Linked DNA regions of Homo sapiens: region 2 is linked to region 1. A link is an interaction called in ENCODE POLR2A ChIA-PET data of the cell type or tissue named here. Cell type or tissue: A673. All regions are shown on one strand. Links, peaks and the distances in the headings refer to the core of each region. The heading gives the core; the rest is flanking DNA.

Evidence for each region. ChIA-PET counts read pairs that join two places held together with the same protein. Peaks named below come from ENCODE experiments on the same cell type or tissue, not always from the same donor. Only the 100,000 strongest peaks of a DNase experiment are listed, where the experiment ranks them.
Region 2: POLR2A ChIA-PET joins it to region 1 with 6 read pairs; 2 of 35 experiments call an interaction of 5 or more read pairs at or near these places.

The regions. Positions count from the first base shown.
Region 1 is chr7:92,549,006-92,553,221 of GRCh38, reverse strand. No RefSeq gene overlaps it. Among named protein-coding and RNA genes, the nearest start is that of RBM48, 22 kb to the right of the region's middle. In A673, for the core only: no CTCF peak of the experiment used is centred there; DNase peaks (open chromatin) are centred at 2,251 and 2,791; H3K4me3 peaks cover 762 bases; H3K27ac peaks cover 1,679 bases.
Region 2 is chr7:93,245,008-93,249,223 of GRCh38, reverse strand. The region is part of intron 2 of VPS50 (VPS50 subunit of EARP/GARPII complex); the gene reads right to left. Among named protein-coding and RNA genes, the nearest start is that of VPS50, 15 kb to the right of the region's middle. In A673, for the core only: no CTCF peak of the experiment used is centred there; no DNase peak of the experiment used is centred there.

The DNA.
Region 1 (4,216 bases), core at 950-3,449:
CCTTTACTCATGTCATCCTATTTTCCTAGAATTTTCCTCCTCTTTACCACCCTCAACACATTTCTTCCTACATAGATACTACGCATCCTTCAAGGCTCAGTTCACAGTCTAGTTCTCCCATGAAAATGGCCCAACTCTTTTCCCATACTGATTTTTCTTTCTTCACATGTCTATAGTGGTGAACGTTATCTTACATGATTTAGCAGTTGCATACTGTCTTAGGAAATTTCTAAGTGAGGCTCACATTAATTGTGTAAGCTCTTTAGTAACTAGTCCATATCATATATATATTTTTCTATCAGAATACCTAGCATCATAGGAACAAAATAGCTGCTAGTAAGATATATTTCACTGGATTGAATAACTTAATGATTAAAGCTAAGTTGTATTTATTTGCCTTTTCATTTTACAGCCAAAAAAAGTGAGCTAGAGTGTCTCATAAGACTTTTCCACAGCTTAGTGGGAAGAGCTGATGGAAGATTTGGAAACACTGGGCTAGATCGTAACGCTTTTCGAGGGGTCCTGCACAATGTATTAGGAATGACTGATGACATGTTGATGAATAGGGATAAGAAGTCATAAGAGACTAAAAACAGCCGATCTGAAATAGCAGACTACTCATATTCCATTTTCATGAAAGACTTTGAATTTTTTTTTTTTTTTTTTTTTTGAGATGGAGTCTCACCCTGTTGCCCAGGCTGGAGGGCAGTGGCGCTATCTCGGCTCACTGCAACCTCTGCCTCCCGGGTTCAAGCAATTCTCCTGCCTCACCTCCCGAGTAGCTGGGACTACAGGCACGTGCCCCACACCTGGCTAACTTTTGTATTTTTTAGTAGCGATGGGGTTTCACTATGTTGGCCAGGCTGGTCTCGAACTCCTGACGTCGTGATCTGCCACCGTGCCAGGCCTGAATTTTTTTAACTCCGAACTAGAAAGGCATAATACCAGAAGTGTAGTGCTGCAAACATAATTAGTTTGATCGTGAGGATAGTTTTCAATACAAACTCACTCAGAATTTCATACCTCATAGGTGTACAGCTTTGAGAAATAACCAATAGGGCCAGGCGTGGTGGTTCACACCTGAAATCTCAGCACTTTGGAAGACGGAGGTGGGCAGATAACAAGGTCAGGGTATCGAGACCATCCTGGCTAACACAATGAAATCCCATCTCTACTAAAAATACAAAAAATTAGCCTGACGTGGTGACGGGCGCCTGTAGTCCCAGCTACTCGGGAGGCTGAGGCACGAGAATGGCGTGAACCTGGGAGGCGGAGTTTGCAGTGAGCCAAGATCGCGCAACTGCACTCCAGCCTGGGCGACAGAGCGAGACTCCGTCACACAAAAAAAAAGAAAAAAAAAGAAAAAAAAAAGATATGCAGTTTGTAGCTTTTAATCATGATGTCTTTAGATTCACATGCTGTAGACATGTAAATTACTAAATGGCTTCTTTTTCCTCATAAAAATGAACATGTATCAGTTAGTATAAAAAATGGTAATGACTCATCATATTGAAAAAAATCAAAGATCATATCTTTAAAATAAAAAATTATTTAATGTGATCCAGTTAATTTCAGTAACAGATTTTTTTTTTTTTCCGAGATGGAGTCTCGCTCTGTTGACCAGGCTGGAGTGCAGTGGTGCAATCTCAGCTCAGGCAACCTCCAACTCTCGGGTTCAAACAATTCTCCTGCCTCAGCCTCCGGAGTAGCTGGGATTACAGGCGCCTGCCACCATGCCCAGCTAATTTTTTGTATTTTTAGTAGAGACAGGGTTTCACCATGTTGGCCAGGCTGGTCTCGAACTCCTGACCTCAGGTGATCCGCCCTCCTTGGCCTCCCAAAGTGCTGGGATTACAGGCGTGAACCACCGCACCCAGCCAGTAATAGATTTTTAAGATAGAATTTGGTAAGTTTTGACGCATGTATACACCTATGAAACCATCACCACAATCAAAATGATTAACATATTCATCATCTCAAAAAGAGTAAATATCTTATTTTTATAGGCTAATACTAAAGTTTCCCATTTTAAAAATAATGTATTATTTTAGTAATTTACCTTTAAGTATTGTGCAAACTCTTTAGAACATAATTTTTGCCACTTTTTTTTTTAGAATAAGCATTATCCTATTAACTCCACTGTGTGTCTCCTTGGCTCATAGTAACTGTATAAAACATCACAAACGAAACTCATCATTGCTCATGATGGAGAATGTCTCTTTTCTTTCTTCAAGAATACAGCGGAAAACACATTTCCTGTAATTTTGATTCTTTCAAGAAGACTGTGCCAAAACTTCTCCCCCTCAATTTGGGAGAAACATTTTTCTATCCATACTTACATACTGTTGAATTACAAAATAGCACTAAATTACAATACAGTTACGCATTCTTTTTCTTTCAGTGTTTTTTGCATTTGACAAAGACCATGATAACTACATAAAAGTAAAAGAGTGGGTTAAAGGATTATCAGTGTTTCTTCAAGGAACGTATGAAGAAAAGCTCAAGTGTAAGATTTCTGTATGTGATTACTGGCTTAGTAATATATAGTCAATTTTGGACTTAGTGAATGCTTACATGTTTAAAAATATAAAATCAGTGTTCTTTATAGCAACCTTGCAGAAATAGTTCATGACAGCTTAAAAAAAAAAAAAGCTGATGAAATGGGTGGCAGAATTGTAAGGTCACGGAAGAGTCCCCAGCCCCAAACATTTCCTTCACTGGTTCTGGGATGCCGAAATGTCATCACCAGGATGGGTCTTTGGCTTATGGCCCATGCTAAGAACAACAGCTAAGGGTCAGGGCTTGTGCCAACTCTGATCAGCTGGTAAGACTGCATTTCCGAGGCTGCCTCTGAGGCAGGAAACGGGCCTTGCACATGGCAGTGCATGTATTATGGAGGGGTAATTCTTTGACTTTTCTTTGACATTTATGAATTTTTTAGTTTCTCTGTGTTGTACTTTTTTTCTCCCACTCTAACTTTTCATGAGATAAGATAATTTTTAAATATAGTTTCCAGCTGGGTGCAGTGGCTCACTCCTGTAATCCCAGCACTTTGGGAGGCCAAGGTGGGTGGATCACTTGAGGTCAGCAATGCAAGACCAGCCTGCCAACATGGTGAAACCTCCTCTCTACTAAAAATACAAAAAGTAGCTGGGCATGGTTGAGCTTCCCTGTAATCCCAGCTACTGGGGAGGCTGAGGCAGGAGAATTGCTTGAACCCAGGAGGCAGAGGTTGCAGTGAACTGAGATCACACCACTGCACTCCAGCCTGGGTGACACAGTGAGACTCTGTCTCAAAAAATAATACATAAATAAACAAATAAATAAATAAATAAATATAGTTTCCACTGCAGTGTTTTATACCAAAGTCTCACTTAGGAGTGAAAAGTTGTTTTCTGAATGTAAATTCTTGTAATGCTAATATCTGGTGAAAGTGGTCTTGACACTGAATGCAGCTGTACATGGTTGAACAGCCTCCCGTTATCAAAAAAATTTTCCTTCTCTAATCTCACTTCTTAAAAATGTTTCATATACACTTAAGTTAATTTTGAGAAAATACTACTTTCTAGTCAGGTTGTATTGCAAACTCATATGTATGCTACAGATTGAAGAAATTCAACAGAAAGACCCAACTAATCTGCTAATCTGGAGTTTTATTCCTACTTTTGCTAAAACATTTGATTATAAACCCCACAAAAGCTCCTTCACTGTGGGACTCCTTTATTCACAAATGACCTGAGTGAGATCATTTGTGGGATGAGTGAGTGAACTTTGGTGCTTATAAAGATCATGGAAAGCATGATCTTAAGCTCCATGATTATAAGTCATGGCAAGCATTCTCCAGGGAGAGGTTATTCGATAATTTTGGATAGTGCAGATGAGCAGACACCAAGGACATTACTGATTCACCATCCAAATACATCCAAAAATGTTCTTTGTCAGCGATACAGTGAAGGGTGTACTTCGTTTTTGCACTCTATGTAAGAAGAGAATCATAATACTGATATAGATACACACATGCATATACATGTATGTATATATATGTATTGCATGATCAAAGGTTTAAAAACTTCATCTCAAAGCTCCTTGATTGCAGCTTCATATCATTTTTAAACCTTCAATATAAAAATCCAGAAATTATGTTTTTCATTTCATATCCCAAGGAATATTTAATCTGATAGAAAAAAATATAAAGAGTGCTTTATTCTAAAATCTC
Region 2 (4,216 bases), core at 881-3,380, 700 kb before region 1:
CACAAGTGTACATTTCAAAAACATGATGAATCTGTAAAAGGAGTACAATCTGTATATGTATGTCAAATGCTATTCTTTCCTAAAGAACTAAGCAATTAGTATCACAGAGAGCATACAACCCCATATAATTTCAAAGAACTGACATGGAACACCTGATACTCTGAAGTGTAAGAAACCTGGACTAAGGAAAGGAATAAAACCTAGAAAATCAGAAAAAGAAATGTAGCATACAAAATAGAATTAAATCTAAAACAAATGCCCCTATGTAATATTATTTCCCTATAAAATATCCTCTCCTTTAAAACAATTTCATAACTTCTATGTGAAAATATACATCTGAACTGGAACTTATTCAAACCCCCTTCTGATTAGAATCCCGATCACCGTGTTCTTTTTAGTCCCACTGAACTAGCAGTCTGTAAAGCTCTGCTTCTACCTAATCATTGTCCAAATGTTTCATCGCTGTTAGGGCTGCCTGCTCAATCAGACTGTACACTTCTTGAGAACTGAGATTTCTCTTCATTCTCCATCACGCTGCTCCACAGTGCCAAGGCACACCATAGATAATCACTGATCAAACTAAAATTAATTTACAGTTAATTGCAAAAAATGAATATAAGACAAAAGGAAAGGAAAAGACAATATGCTCTTGTTTCAATAGTCAAAATTTTCCACCAACTCTTAGTAAAACATTTCTTTCTTTTAATTAGAGATAACGATGTGAACTGATTTAGGAATATTTTACACATGTAAATTAGAAAAATAAACAGAAGCAACCAGATTGCCTATTCTTAACACAATTACTACATAATTTAATAGAAACTGATTCCCTAGGGTGGGAGATGTACAAAAATACATAATTCTTCACCTAAAATAGAACCAATACATAGGTGTGAGCCCAAATTTTACATAAACAAAATGAACAAAAAGTTTCCTATAAAAAAATTACAAGGCAAAATTGGGGGAAATGAATACCAAATGGAACTTCTTACACCATACTTAAACATATGATTTAAGAAAAAAATTATAATAATATTAGATATTCAAACTAAGTCTAGGATAAAATATTTCAGTCTTAAAAATGTTTAAAATATTTTTATAATAAATTTTATGTCACATAATAATTAATAAATACATAGTATCATTAATAGTGATATAAATGCTCTCTAAAACTTGAAAGTCCAAAAATAATTTGTCAACTACAGGCTACCAAATGTGCTGCCACACAACTTGCTGTCAATGGTAATCAACTAAGCAAAAAGTATTATCAGCATTACCCCAGAATTAAAGCTGGAGAAAAAAACTACAATTAAAGTAATGAATTGGAATAACAAAGAGGAGAAAACAAAAGCATAAAAGGCAAAAAATGAACAAATCAAATCTCTCTCCCATACTATCATTAGAAACTAACCTGCCTACTTTCAAAGCTCTATAACCTTATCTTCCCCTAAAAAACAAATTTCATTTAACAATTTTTTAAATTCCCATTATGTAAAAATTTCCCATACTAGGTCATACAGGAACGAAAATGAGTAAAATATAGCTCTTCCCTCAAACAGTTGTTAAAATAATAGGAGGGGTCAGATGAATAAGTAAGCAATGACAATGCACAGCAGAACATGAGGGTGATGCAAACAGAATGAAGGCATCAGACGGTGGGTTCACATCTGATGGAAGTGGTGGCATTTGGAAAATATGAGAGAATAGGTAGAATTTCAGATTTAGAAATTGGGAGAATAGGGTTACAAATATAAAGCAAAGCAAAAGTAAAAATATTGAATCGAGAAAGTGCACAACAGGTTAAAGCAATAAAGGGTGGCTTCCGCAGGATAGAAAAATGTCACAAGGGAGAGTCTGCATGTATGCCAAAAGACAAATGCAACAACTGAGATTTGTTTAAATTCAACATATTTTTTGTATATTAGAACCATATTTTCTTCACTAAAAGTAAAACATCTTAACACATATCACTGCCTCAGGTTAGGCTATATCAAAAACAGGCAAAAATATTCAATATTTTCTTAATGTAATAAACCAAGCAGAATTCAACGTTTTAGAGGCTGTGTTTTTCCAGCAGTCACAACATGCAATAAGGTTGCATATAATACCACCTAGTCTATTTTTCTATTTTGATCATGTCTGAGATAAAGCTACATGAACATGTACATAAATGTACATCAGAAATATAACTTTATGAAAAGTGAAGAAAAACAATCATATTAGAGATTTAAGTCAACATCTTTGATTTAGCAAAGCTACTTTTCCTCTCAATACAACAAAAAAGGTATTATGGGAATTGGGGATTCAGCTATGTAAAACAATTTGAGCCCTCAAATGTAAGGTATTATGATACATTCCCAGTATGTTTGTGGTTTCTAAGGAACTAGGCTATAACTTTACCAAAAAATTTTCCACTTAAGAGTTCATCACTCAAGGGAATATATTCAAGTTTAGGAGGAAAAAAAGAGAGACTACTAATTTTGTATTTAATCACTACTTTTAAATTATCTAAAATACCACACTAATTAAAAATACTAATCCAAATTCAGGGCTCTTAATTCTATTCACTTTTATAAAAAGTTATGACAGCTTAACAGTTTTCCTTACCATTATTAAACTCAATATTTTCTGCAATTTTGAAAAGTAATTTAACCTAATTTCTAAACCCACATAACAGCTTGGAATCTCATAATCTTCAGTACTAGTTTTTATTCAAACAAAAATATGAATGCAAATCTTTACTTCACAGGTCAGATTTCAAAACTCTGAAAAAAATATATAGAATAAAAAATGAAATGCACACCAACTCCTCTTTCTGTACTTAGCTCATTAGACCAGTCCACATTATACACCTGATTATATAACTCAGTGGCAGAATATAGTGCTTATATAGCTGATTATATAACTCAATGGCAGAATGCAGTGTATGTGTGTGTGTGTGTTGAGAAGGAAAGTGGAGAAATTTTACAAGCATGATTTGCGGTTTGCCACAGCAAATCTTTGATCAAAGACTTTTTTTTACTGTTTGCATTTCTTCATTCGTCAACATAAAAAATCTATTCTGTTATAGGGAAAACGGAAGCTATAATCTTACCAAAGTTAACATCACGTTAGGGCTCTAACTGAAAGCAAAAAAAAAAAGAAGCGTTTAGTGACCAAAATCTAAACAGAGCTAGAAGTAAGAACAAAACATGAAGTTTTCAATATTCAGTCAGTATTACAAAAGTCATTAATCACTGAACAGAAATAGATTTTATCTCTTTCCAAATGAAACAGGATTCAAAACTTATTTCAAGATCACAGATACCCTAAAACCACATGCCACGTAAGTTTATAATGAATGGCCAGATGTCTGATTACATGAGGAAATGGCACGTTCTCCTAAAATCCCACTAGAACAACAATAATAATCCGTCAAAGATAGCCGGTTCATCAGTTTCTGTGTGCATTTTAAATAAACTTATCTTTTAAAGCCTACCCTGTTTTTCTTCAGGCTTTTAGTGCCATCTAGTGGAATACTGTTGAAGTTACAATTTAAAAAGAGGTTTTGGGCAAAATGATTTATAGAACATTTTAATAAAAGGTTATTGGATCACATTTTAATCCAGCTTTATAACACAATCAAGTGATTAAGATGATGTATTTTAATATGTGTCACATGCCTGTCCTTTCTGGGGCTAACACTGAAGAAAAGACACATCATAAATCAAGATATACAGAGAAAAATCGAGTGTGTACATCTTAATTTTGTTTTTCTTTTGTTTTCGAACATCTCATCAGACACTTTCTCTAAAAGAAAACAATACTGTCTATTCTGAGAAAAGACAACATCACAGCACCTTCAATCCCAGTGCCTTTCACAGGTTCTTCCACCTTCCAAATCCAATAAAATCATCAATCTTAAATTCTGCTTTTTAAATGTCCTTCCAATGCAACCCTTCTCCATTTCCTATACCTTATGTTCCTGTTTTCTTCTTAATCAGTATCCTTGTCCCCAACCTCTACTCAACAACTCACCCCATAAAACTGTAATCTTTCTTAAAAAAATTAATCGCCAACTCTAAAAGATCCTGAATACATTTCTACCTACTCCACATCCTCTCCTAGCTGAACTCTGTTGTGCCTCTACTCCTCTGCAATTATCTATTTTTGCTTGTCTCCCCCACTCAGGTTGAGTTAGGAACAGTCTTGTACCTCTCTGCATCTTCAATGATTA